Linked DNA regions of Homo sapiens: region 2 is linked to region 1. Evidence: chromatin contacts called from ENCODE Hi-C or POLR2A ChIA-PET data. All regions are on one chromosome and are shown on one strand. Each heading gives the region's core, a stretch centred on a gene start or an enhancer-like site at or near the end of the contact. The rest is flanking DNA. Distances are from core to core; before and after follow the strand shown.

Region 1 (7,406 bases), core at 2,122-4,621:
TCTAAAAAAAGTAGAAATAGATTCAGAAATCCTACTGCTGGTAAATATCCAAAAGAAAGGAAATAGGTAAGTAATATTGGCATTCCCACGTTTATTGCAGTACTATTCACAATAGCTAAGATATGGAATCAACCAAGGTGCCCAGCAATGGATGAATGGATAAAGAAAATGGGGGACATATACACAATGGACCATTATGCAGCCATAAAAAAAAAGTATGAAATTCTGTTATTTGCAGCAACATGGATGGAACTGGAGGACATTTTTTTTAAGTGAAATAAGCCAGGCACAGAAAGACAAATATTATATGTTCTCATTTATGTATGGGAATTAAAAGAAAAAATTGACCTCATGGAGACAAGAGAGAGTAGAATGATGGTTACCAGAGGCTGGGAAGAGTAGCGGGGAGCAAGGGATAAAGAGGGGATAGTTAATGGGTACAAAAGTAGAGTTACTCCCCCTGAGTAAGATCTAGTGTTTGATAGCATAATAGGGATACTATTGTTAACAATAATTTGTTGTATTTTTCAAAAGAACTAAAATGGTGCTTTTGGAGTGTTCCTAACACAAAGAAATAATAAATGTTTGGGGTGATGGATATCCTAATTACCCTTATTTGATCATTACACATTGTATGTTTGCATCAGTACATCACATGTACCCCATAAGTATGTGCAAATATTTTGTATCCATAATAATTAAAAATAAAAGAATTTTAAAAAATAAAAGGTAAATCAAATAAGAAACAAAAAGATACGATAAAGTTCTGTTTCTTAATGTTACTGAAGCACCAGGGATTCAGTGTAGGTCCTGCTGCTGGCCGCACAGAAAGCCAATCACTGAGACAATTATTGCCAAGAAAGAAAACTTTAATCAGGTGCTACAGCTGAGGACATTGGGGATCAGTCTCAAATCCATCTCCCTGAGTGACTAAAATTAGGGGTTTATATAGCAGGGAAGAAATGTAACTATGTGTGAGAAAGCAGGAACTGGAAAGGGGTAAGAAAGCAATCATAATGAATGAGGGGCCTGGAGTCTCATTGTCCTGATGCCATGATGTGGTGAGTCTCAGTTCTTTGATACTGTTTGAGAGGCCTGGGGGTCCTTTCCCGAGGAAGGAACTCAGATAAAACAAAGGTAAGTTTCACACTGTAAGATCAGAAAAGTCTATTTCTACGTTTATCCAAAGAAAAAAAAAACCCAAAAACTGTTCATGGGACTATTGGGTTGGATTCATTAATTTTATGTGGGTTCATAGGGCTGGTTCTCTGTAGTATCTTTTTTTACACCTTACACATACATTATAATTTTGCAGTTTAAATCTTACCTGAATAGTGTTGGTAAGCATGCCAAACCAGGGATTTGGGGGGGTAATGCACTACTCTTTGGTCCAACCAACATTTTTAAAAACTTTATTGGATCTTATAAATTGCACATGAAAGGTATGTTTTTTATTATGAGTGAAATGTAGAAATGTATGAAGAAAAATGTTAAAAATCTGTAATCCCCCCACTCCCTTCCCATCATGAAGGATCCAATATTAAAACTCTGTGTCCTGGCTGGGTGCAGTGGCTCATGTCTGTAATCCCAGCACTTTGGGAGGCTGAGGCAGGTGGATCACTTGAGGTCAGGAGTCCAAGACCAGCCTGGCCAACATGGTGAAACCCCATCTCTTTCAAAAATAGAAAAATTAGACAGGCATGGTGGCAATGCACCTGTAATCCCAGCTACTTGGGTAGCGGAGGCAGGAGAATCACTTGAACCCAGGAGGCAGAGGTTGCAGTACAATCTCCAGTGAGACTCCATCTAAAAAAAAACCAAAAAACCAAAAAACTCTGTGTCCTTTCATATGTTTCTCCCTGTTCCCAATATTCTAGCTTAATTAATTTTTTGTTTTACAAATGGAAATATATATACATACATATATAGGTATATGCATATGCAGTTGTGTATAAAACTCAGCAACTCATTCCTTTAATAGTACATAGACTCCTTTCCAGATCAAAGTATACAGATTTAATTGGTTCTTTTAAAATACTGCATAATAACTCATTGAATGAATAGATTATAATTTATTCCAAGATTTGATTGTTCCCAATTATTTGTCACTACAAATAATGCTACAATAAACATTTTTGTCATTGATCTCAACATTCTGGATTCCAAATTGGGATTTCTGGGCCAATTTAACATTTTAGATGTTAAAAATACCTGTCTGGCCTGGCTGAGACAGCACATATCTGTAATCCAAGCATTTTGGGAGGCTGAGGCAGGTGGATCACTTGAGGCCAGGAGTTTGAGACCAGCGTGGGCAACACAGGGAAACCCCATCTCTACAAAAAAATGAAAATAAATAAATAACTCCCTGATTACTTCCTTAATCTTTTGTAGCACATTACACACCTAGCAACAGAAAATGAGAATGCTCTGGTCCCCACATCATCACCAGAGTGAAATATTACTATTTGTGTTCCTGTTTGCCAGCCTGATGAGTGAAAACAGTATCTAATTTTTGTGTTAACCACCAACATTCTTTACCTGCTGCTTCCATTCTGGTCAGCAAAGGTGGTGCAGGTACAGTGGCTTCCTAAGCACACTGCTTCTCAGTACCTCCTGGTGAGCATTTAAAAATGCTGATGCTCAGTCTTCCTCAGAGACCTACTGAATTGGAATCTTCCTGTGTTTGTTTACGTTTTAATTTCCACAAGTGATTCTGATACAGCTAACTTGGCACCTGTTCACTGACAGGCAACTGAAAATCACGAATAGAACCTATGTAGACTTGAAAAACCTACATTTCAAACCCTGTGGTGTGCGAATTAAGTATTTAAGAAAACAAGATACCCAAGTGATCATTCTGATTAAATGTTCAAAAATTCAATTCACCTGCAACATTTTAATTCTATGAATTGTTTTAACAAGGGATGATGCCTGCATGTTACTTCCTCTGCTTCAGAAACTAAAGCCTAAGATACGGGAAGCAGCTGTGGACTGGCTATTTTTGAAGGACAGTTTTCTGGACAACTGTGGATTCCTTCTTGTAGAACATGAATACTGATCTTTTTGACAATGAAATAAGGTCAAGAGAGTCTTGGCCTCTCATCGCTGGACTCTGTCCCATCCAACCTCCTCACTTGAAGCATAGAGAAAAAACTGCTACTCCAATTTTTATCAGAATGGACCTAGACAGGGCGAGGGATTTCTAAAGACAATGGCCCTTGAGGAGAGGTCAGCTCAGCTGTTTGAGAGGCGTGAATAGCAAGGCAGGGACATTCTCTCCTCTCTCCTTGAAACCAGACAGGGGGCAGCCACCTTGTTACCACACACTATGAGCTGCCACCAGGTGGCGAGTTTCCCTTATTTTCCTCAAAGCCCAAAGTACTTGAGAGAGAATAAAATGACTTCAAATTCTGGTTAAAATGAAAGTGAAGAGGAGTAGTTTATATCTGGACCATAAGTAATCAGGGATGCAGACGAGATAATCAGAGCATTGTACCGACATGTCCTGATTGAGATCTTGCCACCAATGGCTTCTGGTAGTTATGTCATATCCTCTCTGTGTCTCCGTGCCTTATTTATTCAAATGGGGATAATAACAAAACCCAACTTGTAGCGGTTATTAGGAAATGATTAATATGAGTGACGTGCTGAGATACGGCCTGGCAAGTTCTAAGCATTCAATATGCTTAAAAAAAAAAAAAAAGAGGGAGGCGGAGCTTGCAGTGAGCCGAGATCGCGCCACTGCACTCCAGCCTGGGTGACAGAGCAAGACTCCGTCTCAAAAAAAAAAAAAAAAAAGGAAAGAAAAGAAAAGAAGACGAAGAAAACCTCTGGTACAGAGGTTTTACAGCCTCATTTTAATTGCTTTCATGCTGATTTTGATTTCAGATTTCTCTTTATTCTTAAAATCTCCCAGAAAGTCATATTGACGTCAAAATTGGAAATGACCTAGTTAAAATAGATAAGTATAAAACAGGGCTCAAGTACGTCCTGTTTTGAGAAAAATCAATGTATAAAACCCTCAAGTTTAATAAAACAGATAAATTTAAGAGATTACAAAAGAGCATTTTAGAAAGAAATGAATAGCAGTCTTTCTTTAAAAGTAAGCTTCCTTTCTGCATTAAGAATTTGGTTCAACTTGTGAAACTCACTTGCTCCTAACTGCCCTGTGAAGTGAGATGAACGCATCCTTAGGATACATTGGGAAGATGAGCATTCTGCTTCTGCAACGCCTGCTTCCCCTTTTTGCACACGTTCCCTTCCCTACAAACTTGCCACACTGCCTGCCTGCCTGCAACCCATCCCCTTTTGTCTCCCAATCCTCTCCCTCCTGGAGGGGCACAGGCAATGGATGAAGATCAGGAGGATATACAACACAGTCCATGGTACAGGCTGAAGGGTGGAGAGGAGTCCTCCTCTTTCCCCCAAGCTCCAGGAAGCTCATCACATGAGTGGAAAGTTGGAGAGTGACCTGGGCGCGGTGCTGTTTACACTTGGGCAGACTTCTGGTTGGGGGCAACTTTAACTCCAGGGAGTTAATAATAATCATGTGGGCAGGGCATGGTGGCTTACCCCTGTAATCCCAGCACTTTGGGAGGCGGAGGCGGGTGGATAACCTGAGGTCAGCAGTTCGAGACCAGCCTGGCTAACATGGTGAAAACCCATCTTTCCTAAAAATAGGATGTGGTGGCGAATGCCTGTAATCCCAGCTACTTGGGAGGCTGAGGCAGGAGAATCGCTTGAACCTGGGAGGCAGAGGCTTCAGTGAGCTGAGATCGTGCCATTGCACTCTAGCCTGGGCAACAAGAGCAAAACTCTGTTTAAAAAAAAAAAATCATGTGGAAGAGGAGGAGGAGCCGTCTATTGAACTCTTTCTCTGCTATAGTTAGTTGTTGGCATGCTCCCTCAATTCCCAAAACACCTTGTGTGGCCCTGTGACATGGGGACAGAGATAAGAAACTGAGGTCACAGAATTATTATAGTCAGTGAAAAGTCTTGGCCTTAGGTTTGTCTCAAGTGTTAAACTACTACTGGGATGGAATATGTCCAAACCGAAAAAGGGGTTAGGTGAGATGAGCGTTTCTATGTAATTCTGGGGGAAAAAAATAAAAAACCACAGTGTTAGCCTAAGCTCTACTCACACGAATACAAACATAATCTGCTTCTGAGACACTTGCGCCCCTAAATCAAAACCGAAGTCCCTTAATATTCTCTCTTCGCATGTTCTCACTTATATGTGGGAGCTAAATGATGAGAACTCATGGACATAAAGAAGGGAACCACAGACATGGAGGCCTACTCAAGGGTAGAGGGTGGGAGGAGAGAGAGGAGCAGAAAAAATGACTATTAGATACTAGGCTTAGTACCTGGGTGATGAAATAATCTGTATAACAAACCCCCATGACACAAGTTTATCTATGTAACAAACCTGCACATGTACCCCTGAACCTAAAATAAAAGTTTAAAAAAAAGAAAAGAGAAAAAAAGAAGACAAAAGAAAAAAGACAGTTTAGTGTAACATATTAGCATAAATTTGGCATCAGATCTGTGTTAGAAACCCATTTCACTGCTTAAAATCTGAGTAATTTGGGGAAAACATCTCTGAGCCTCCATTTCTTCCCTTATAAAATGAGAATATTATCTACTTCTAGCATTAAAAGAGTTAACTGAGTTAACATATGTCACCAAATTTATATCAGGGCCTTGTGGCCTGGTCTCAGTCTCCATGTGATATTCAGATGAATACAATCTAATATCTGAAAGTAAACAAAAGTGATTTCAATCTTCATACTCATGTCTCTTAGACTATGATGTGGGAATGAATGCCGAACCCACAACATCTCTTAAAATTTTTTTCTGGTTCCTTTGCTCTGTCTCTCATTCCATATCTCTCCCAAAGTGTTGCTCCCATTCCCAAAACAAAACTTCCTTGAAAACCTGAACTTATTTTCCTCCTTGCTCACCCTTTTCTTCCAATCTCTGTTTTTTCTTCTCTCTATTGAGGAGAATTTGACCACATACTCATTTCCAATTATATTTCTTTCTGAACTTGACTCTGTTTCTGCATCACAAAAGCCTGCAAAGGGATTAGAAAGGGTGAGGGGGAAATGAGACCTAAACATTACTGACAGAATTTTCTTAAAATTAACTATCATTTTTTACAATGGACTTTGGGGACTCGGGGAGGGGAAAGGATGGGAAGGGGGTGAGGGGTAAAAGACTACAAATTGAGTTCAGTGTATACTGCTCAGGTGATGGGTGCACCAAAATCTCAAAAGTCACTACTAAAGAACTTACTCATGGAACCAAATACCACCTGTTACCCCAAAACCTATGAAAATAAAAATAGTTTTCAAAAATTTAGTATCATTTTTAACATAATCGGCCTACACATGCAAAGCTACTTGCTGTGGCCTGATACAAGAGCAAGTATGAAAATAAATAGATAATGTTTTATTTCCTGTTATATTATTGACTTGTAAATTTTCAATACTCTTTCCTCACTCAGTAAGCTACCTCCAGAAATATTTGTATCCTCCTCCAACCCCACACTGCCCATCAGGTTATGTTAGGAGCTTTTTTCTATAAAATAATATTTCTTCATGAAGACAGTAGTGCTGGAAAAAAATATGGACCAGAAACCAAACAGGGGGAATCCTGGGTAAGTCAATAATTTGTCCTCAATGGCGACCTATTGGCCTTTTGGACAAGCTATTCCTGGTCACGTAGGGCTGTCCTTCTCAAACTCCTGACCTCAAGCAATCTGCCCGCCTTGGCCTCCCATGAGTGCTGGGATTACAGGTGTGAACCACCGCTTCCAGCCTTGGGCTGTCCTTTGCATTGCAAGATGTTTAGCATCCTTAGCTCTGAGGTTCTATGTGGCTGTAGCTATTTTTTACTCAGATGACTCTATTCACTAGCAGTGGGCTTTTGTCCATCATTTCCACTTGCCTAAGGGAGTAATTTAAGGATTTCTTTCTATACATAACATGTTGTTCTTTGGGAAGTTTCTGATTTTAATGACTGCCCTTTTTCTTTTTTATATATAAAATTAAGATTTATTTACTTTAATTATTTATTTGCACTAAAGGACTAGATTTTTTCTTAATAACAATAAGATCATAGTTTATATTGACAATTTAAAACATAATCTTGGAAGCGATGGCTAGATTTAGAGATGTTTGTGAAAAGCCCTCCCATACAAAGCTTATTGTATCCACTCAACACATAATCAGATCCTGCAGTATTTAGACATTAATTTTTATCATTAAGTAAACATTTGAGATTCAGATAACTTTGTTTTACTCATTTATTCGCATCTTCTCTCATTTTACTCTTTCTTTTTGTCACAGGTTTATCATATTCCTATCTTTTACCCTGCATAAACAAATTGTCCCTGTTTTTTT
Region 2 (7,406 bases), core at 3,559-6,058, 150 kb before region 1:
TCACCATGTAGCCCAGGCTGGTCTCAAACTCCTAGGCTCAAGTAATCCTCCCACCTTAGCCTCTCAAAGTGCTGAGATTATAGGCGTTAGCCACTATGCCCAGCCTGAAGTCAATTTTAGAGTTTGAGAATTTTTGTTTTTGTTTTTGAGACGGAGTCTCGCTCTGTCGCCCAGGCTGGAGTGCAGTGGCGCAATCTCGGCTCACTGCAAGCTCCGCCTCCCGGGTTCACGCCATTCTCCTGCCTCAGCCTCCAGTAGCTGGGACTACAGGCGCCCGCCACGACGCCCGGCTAATTTTTTGTATTTTTTAGTAGAGACGGGGTTTCACCATGTTAGCCAGGATGGTCTCGATCTCCTGACCTCGTGATCCGTCCACCTCGGCCTCCCAAAGTGCTGGGATTACAGGCGTGAGCCACCGCGCCGGGCCTAGAGTTTGAGAAATTTTAACCAGACAAGCCAATCTACCACGTTTTTTTTTGTGTGTTTTTTTTTTTAATGAGATAGAGTCTCACTGTGTTGCCCAGGCTGGAGTGCAGAGGCACGATCTCGGCTCACTGCAAGCTCCGCCTCCCAGGCTCACGCCATTCTCCTGCCTCAGCCTCCCGAGTAGCTGGGACTACAGGCGCCTGCCACGATGCCCGGCTAATTTTTTGTATTTTTAGTAGAGACGGGGTTTCACCGTGTTAGCCAGGAAAATCTCGATCTCCTGACCTCGTGATCCACCTGCCTCAGTCTCCCAAAGTGTTGGGATTACAGGCGTGAGCCACTGCGCCCGGCCAACAGCAATCTACCACTTTTAAGATGTGGTTTTCCCTTTTTGTTTTCATTATTTTTTTAATAGAGAAAATGTTTTTCATTCCAGTTAAATTCATGAAATCAAGAAATAATACTTATTTTGCTTAGCTGCAGGTTAACGTTATTTTAAGTATTGTACTTTAAGATAAATGGTTTACTAAGCTGAGTAACAACTCTCCTGCTTACGTCATTTCCACCAGTCTCACAGAATGAAGTTAACTTCCTTCTGGATAAAGCCAGTGTTTCTATTTGTGTCCTTAATCCAATTCATTATTGTCTCACTCAAGGACTTGCTAAAGTACCTCCCTTCTGTCCTGTACCTTTAACTCTCCGTTTCTACTCACTCCTTCCTCTTAGCTCTATAAATACAGTCAAATTTGTCCTCTCAACAAAAAACTCCCCTTTGACTTTTATTTTCCTTCTGGCCCAAACACTGAATTGTCCATAGTTTTAGAAGTTGACAAATATCAACATCACAAAATTCTACTTCATGTGATTTCCATTAAAGAAAAATTTTTGTGTGTGTACACACACACCACATACACCAAAGGAGAGTTTAAAATTATACATGATGCAATAGGGTTTTGGTTATCTATTGCCAAGCAACAAATTATTATGCAACTTGCAATTTAAAACAGTCATTTGTTGTCTCAGAATTCTGGGTGGACTGAGCTTAGCTTGGCGGACCATCTGCTAAACTTGATGTTGCCTGTGACTACAAACTTCAGGGTCCCACTGAGCTAGAACCTCCATGATGGCTCACTACGAGGCTGGCAGTGGTGCTGGCTGTTGGTTGACTGCCTTGGATCTCCTTTACATGGCTTTCCCTTCTGAATTGTAATACTAAAAGCATGGCATCTGGATTCCAAGATAGAACATTCTCAATATGCAAAAGCAAAAAGCTTTGTGTCTTCTAAGGTCCAGATTTGGAAGTTATTCAACATCACTTCCACCATATTCAGTTGGTCAAAGCAAATTATAGGACCAGCCCAGATTTAAGGAGAGGGGAGACAGACACCATCACACAATGGAGGGTGTGATTAAGAGTTTATAGCCTTTTTTTTTTTTTTTTTTTTGAGACAGAGTCTTACTCTGTCACCCAGGCTGGAGTGCAGTGGCGCAATCTCAGCTCACTGCAACCTTTGCCTACTGGATTCAAGCAATTCTCCTGCCTCAGCCTCCCGAGTAGCTGGGACTACAGGCATGCGCCAGCACGCCCAGCTAATTTTTGTATCTTTAGTAGAGGTGGGGTTTCACCATGTTGGCCAGTCTGGTCTTGAACTCCTGACCTTGTGATCCACTCATGTCAGCCTCCCAAACTGCTGGGATTACAGGCATGAGCCACTGTGCCCAGCCTATAGCCATCTTTATTGCACCACAATTCTTTCCAGAGGAGAATTCCATTTTGATTAGTCATTGAAAAGAACAAAATTCTCTTTACATTTTTTATGTCTGATGATTGAGAGAATTTTTCACAGATTGACTCTGACCCCAAACATTTCTAACATTGTTTTTGCTCCACTCTGCTGAAATTTATTTTGCTTAGTGCTATTGAATAAGTTCATATTGCAATACATACGCCCTCCACTTCAGCAGAGTATAGAATGGGATATTCCTGGAAGCTGTTCCTCTCCTGGATAAGTCAGCAATAACTTAACTGAAGCAGCTGCATATAATAAATATATCCTTCTAAACTCAAGCTAAATGTATCCCCAGCTCAATTTTTCCTTAGCGGATCCCCAAAATGCCTGTAGCCATTCCAAGCCATCTAACGTGGAGAATCACAATGGAGGAGAAGTTGTGGTGGGAAGAGTCAGTGATACTAACTGCAGTTAAAAAGTATTTTTACCTATGTGTGTTTTTAAAAAGCAACATCTTGTGTACCTATAAAAGGGGCTTATTCAGATAAAGGGCCCTAAACTCAAGTTTTATGGTAAATATGCTCATGCACAAGATTGAGATTTATACATTCACCCTCCTTCCAGATGTCTCTCCTGAGCCATCCTTAGGCCTACCAGGGCAGCAAGCCTCAATCTAAATGCATTACCTTCTTCCCTGAAGTGCCATTGCATTATATGGTCCCTATGTCATTTGATTGTATCACCTTCTCTTAGGTCTCTAGTTACTCAAGCTAGAATTATAAGTTTTATTTATTTCCTCCAGTCCTTCAACTTTCAATCAATCACCAAGCCCAATCAGTTTTACTTCCTAAATATTTCCCAACACCATTCCCTTTTTTTTCCATCCCTGGACACACTGTTTTACTTGAGTCATCACTTCTTGCCCAAACAATTGCAATAACTCCCTAACTACTTGTCTCCCTCAGTTTCATGTTCCTCAAATGTATCCCCTCCACAGCTGCAAAAACGATGAATTAAAACTCACACCTGACAAGATACTTCTCAGCTTCAAGTCCTGTTGCCTACTGGCAGGTTTCAAGCCACTTAATGTTATGTGCCCGGCTCTCCCTCGTGACCTTGCCCCTGCCCACCTCTGCAGCAGTAGTTCCTTACGTGTGGTCTGGGGACCCCTTGGGGGCCCACAAAATCAAAACTATTTTCATAATACTATGTTATTTGCCTTTGTCACTTTTTCTTTCATGAGTGCACAGCGGAGTCCTCCAGCAGCTACAGACATGTGATGTTGCAACAGATCCAAGGCAGAAGCAGGTGTGAGAATCCAGCTGTCTCTAGTTAAGCTAGACATTAAAGAGATTTGTAGGCCCGGGCGTGGTGGCTCACGCCTGTAATCTCAGCACTTTGGGAGGCCGAGGTGGGTGGATCATCTGAAGTCAGGAGTACAAGACCAGCCTGGCCAACATGGTGAAACCACGTCTCTACTAAAAATACAAAAATTAGCTGGGCGTGGTAGCGCGCACCTGGAGTCCCAGCTACTCGGGAGACTGAGGCAGGAGAATCACTTGAACTCAGGAGGCGGAGGTTGCAGTGAGCCGAGATCGCGCCACTGCACTCCAGCCTGGCGACAGAGCGAGACTCCGTCTCAAAAAAAAAAAAAAAAAAAAAAAAAGATACTTGTAAAAATATAATACAACGCCACATTTTTCACTAATTTGTATTTGAAAAATTCAGGATTTCTTTCGTAAAATAGAGCTTAAGATAACATGTAATTAAATACATTAATAACTACATTTCAAATTTATCAGCTTTAGTCTCCCTCCCTCCCTCCCTTCCTTCCTTCTTTTTTTGTTTGTTTTCCTCAGGGTCTTGTTCTGTTACCCAGGCTGGAGCATGCAGTGCCACAATCTTGGCAAACAGCCTCGACCACCCAGGCTCAAGTGATCCTTCCACCTCAGCCTCCTAAGTAGCTGGGACTACAGGTGCATGCTACCATGCCCATCCAACAGTTTCTTAAAAGTAAATAAACATCGGCCGGGCGCGATGGCTCACGCCTGTAATCCCAGCACTTTGGGAGGCCGAGGCGGGTAGATCACGAGGTCAGGACATCGAGACCATCCTGGCTAACAGGGTGAAACCCCGTCTCTACTAAAAATACAAAAAATCAGCCGGGCGTGCTGGCGGGCGCCTGTAGTCCCAGCTACTCTGGAGGCTGAGGCAGGAGAATGGCGTGAACCTGGGAGGCGGAGCTTGCAGTGAGCCGAGATCACACCACTGCACTCCAGCCTGGGCGACAGAGCGAGACTCCGTCTCAAAAAAAAAAAAAAAAAAAAAAAAAGTAAACATCAATAAATGAAGCCCACATAAACAAAAGCTCTTCGTGGGGGAGGGGGAAGGGTCCTCAATAATGTTTAAGATTGTAAAGTCCTGAGACTGAAAAGTTTGAGAGCTGCTGCTCTGTAGCATCCTCTCCTGGCCGTCCCTGCACATCGTGCTGTGGTACAGCTAGCCAACCCGGAACTTATTACCGCGGTTCTGTTCGTGTTCCGCACATGCGCCATGTTCTCTTACCGAACACCCTTCCTTCTCCTTAGAGTGCTTTTCACTGTTCTTGTATTTCTTTGCCAGCCTCCTCCAGGAGCCTTTCCTAACTCCTTTCTCAGGAGGATTTAGGGGTCGTTCCTCGGGTCTCACACTGCACTCCACACATGACATGGTAATTGTCTGCAGGTAGGTCTGACTCCCTCACAAGACTAGGACCCTTGATGTGGGGGTCACGTCAGCCTCACCTCTGTGACCCCAATGCCTGACATGGTGCCTCTTATAAGCGCTCAATAAATCTTTGATGAACAACCAACTGTATCATTCTTCTTCCTATTAACAACGCATAGTTTTCAGGATATGTAAAATAATGCCTGATACTTTTGTATATATTCGCTTATTTATATTCCTGAGATAAAATATCTGGGGCTTTCTTTCCTGCATGAGTTTTCTTTCTACTAATGTATTGAAAATCTTATTTGGTTAAAGAGTGAAATTCCAAAGCCTATAATATAATAGACATTTAAAAATTTAAAGCCATTGCCAGTAGAGGGCGCCTTGAAAGTCAACGACGTTCGCCATCCCATACACTGCGGTTTGTGTTTTGTGTTTCATCTGGATTCTTTTTCTTTTCTTTTCTTTTCTTTTTTTTTTTTTACAAAAAAGAAAGAAAAGATTTATCAATAGCTTTCTTGTACTTTTTGTAAAAGGTCAATAAAAGTCATAGTTCATCACAGGATTAAGTTGGGTTGTTTTTTATAAAATAGAATTGAAAATTCTCATAACTACCTGATTAAAAAAATGACTGAGTTCTCAAAACAAACAAAACAGGACTTGCATTAATCCTTTGTTGAAATATGACTCACCTCTCTGCTTGCCAAAGTGTTTTATTTTTTTTTAACATGCTTTTATTCAAGGTAGATATTTGCCATCCCTTTGCAGAAAGGCTGACAGAACAGTGGTGGTCTGCATTTTTGAGGGACCGTTTAGTGTAGCAGGAAATATACGACCTTTATCTTTTCATTCTGTTTGCTGGCAAACCCCAGGCACCCAGCACTGCATTATAGAAAAACTGCCTTTGAAAACAACAAATAAGGCAGGGAGGGGTGGCCTTCAAAAGCTGGGGCACAGGTTCCAGCAAACAACATCCAGCCACGATGTTTGTGGAACTGCCATATTTTTAAAAACAGACATAAAATGATTAAGAAGGAAAACCTCACCATTCATTTCATGTAGAAGAGAGGAAATATCATGAACTAAAATTTGGGAAACTGTAATCCCAGTTCCAGCTCTGCCAGTAAATATCTCGGTAAATTTAAGTTTTTATTGGGGTTTTGTGTTCCCCATCTTAAAAGTCATTTTATCTAAACCTCTTTCTTACTCCCCCCAAATACTTGAAACAGCTTATAATTAAACAAAAAATATAATGAAATTGTGACACAGAAATAGTAGCTCTGTATTAGTGTGTTTTCACACTGCTATAAAGAATACCTGAGACTGGGTAATTTATGAACAAAAGAGGATTAATTGACTCACAGTTCTGCGTGGCTGGGGAGGACTCAGGAAACTGACAATCATGGCAGAAGGTGAAGGGGAAACAAGGCACATCCTACATGGTGGCAGGAGGGAGAGAAGAGCACAAAGGGGCAAGAGTCTCACACTTATCAAACAACCAGATCTTGTGAGAGAACTCCCTTATTATCATGAGAACAGCATGGGGGAACCACCCCCATGATCAAATCACCTCCCACCAGGTCGCTCCCTCAACACCTGGGGATTACAATTTGGATTACAATTAAAAATGAGATTTGGGTGGGGATACAGAGCCAAACCATATCAGGCTCATAGCCAAGGAAATGAACAAAAATATGCTAACTAGAAAAATCAGTTTATGTGGTTGAACTTCCAGTTTGGCCCTGAGGACCCTGGCAGTCAAGGCAAAAAGTAGAAAATTTAGTCAGTGACTCAGTCTTTATTTTAAACAGGAAGAAGTCTTCTAATTTCTCAGAGTTGATCATCTTTCTTTATCAATAAATTCTAAAAGAAAATCCCGACATGTGACCTACTGAATAATGTCCTCAATTATTTTAAAGCAATACAGCAGGAACTTTCACGTAACTATTTATTTAATGAACCTCAATGAGAACTGTGGACGTGACTTTAAACATCAGTGTAACCATATATTGAATCAATAAAAGTAACAGTGTTTGTCCTACTACTTGTCTCTAAGGACTATTAAAAATAAAGCTGTAGAAGGGCAATTTAAAAAGGTTTGAGTTAAACCAAAGTCAAATGTTAGATATTGTCAAATATATCCCTGGATGTGTATTGATGATAAGATAATCTGCTTTCTGATTTTCTTTTATTGGGGCTCATGGAAAAAAAGAAAATGTTATAGGTGCATATGAAAATTATTAAAGATTGGCTGGGTGTGGTGGCTCATGCCTGTAACCCCAGCACTTTGGGAGGTCGAGGTGGGTGGGTCACCTGAGTTTGGGAGTTCAAGACCAGCCTGACCAACATGGAGAAACCCCGTTTCTACTAAAAATACAAAATTAGCCAGGCGTGGTGGTGCATGCCTGTCATCCCAGCTACGCAGGAGGCTGAGGCAGGAGAATCACTTGAACCTGGGAGGCAGAGGTTGTGGTGGGCTGAGATCATGCCATTGCAGTCCACCCAGGGCAACAAAAGAAAAATTCCATGTCAAAAACATTT

Evidence for each region. Hi-C counts contacts between places; a loop is a spot of excess contacts on that map. ChIA-PET counts read pairs that join two places held with the same protein, here RNA polymerase II (POLR2A). Pooled maps may share reads with other maps.
Region 2: a pooled map shows a loop between it and region 1 (4-fold over the local background). The contact joins two enhancer-like sites. A Hi-C loop is called at or near these places in 4 of 168 maps with a recorded cell type or tissue (B cell, CD4-positive, alpha-beta memory T cell, left cardiac atrium and 1 more), 3 of 37 single-sample maps with no recorded cell type and 13 of 50 pooled maps. POLR2A ChIA-PET finds 5 or more read pairs at or near these places in 8 of 52 experiments (A549, CD8-positive, alpha-beta memory T cell, IMR-90 and 5 more).

Annotation. Positions count from the first base shown.
Region 1 is chr3:172,473,421-172,480,826 of GRCh38, reverse strand. No RefSeq gene overlaps it. Among named protein-coding and RNA genes, the nearest start is that of GHSR, 29 kb to the right of the region's middle. Within about 2 kb of position 3,371, at least 18 of the 41 ENCODE cell types and tissues checked have a DNase peak (open chromatin) inside an H3K27ac peak, as active enhancers do; they include PC-9, where a contact is called at or near this core.
Region 2 is chr3:172,621,258-172,628,663 of GRCh38, reverse strand. No RefSeq gene overlaps it. Among named protein-coding and RNA genes, the nearest start is that of LINC02068, 29 kb to the right of the region's middle. Within about 2 kb of position 4,808, at least 7 of the 41 ENCODE cell types and tissues checked have a DNase peak (open chromatin) inside an H3K27ac peak, as active enhancers do; they include PC-9, where a contact is called at or near this core.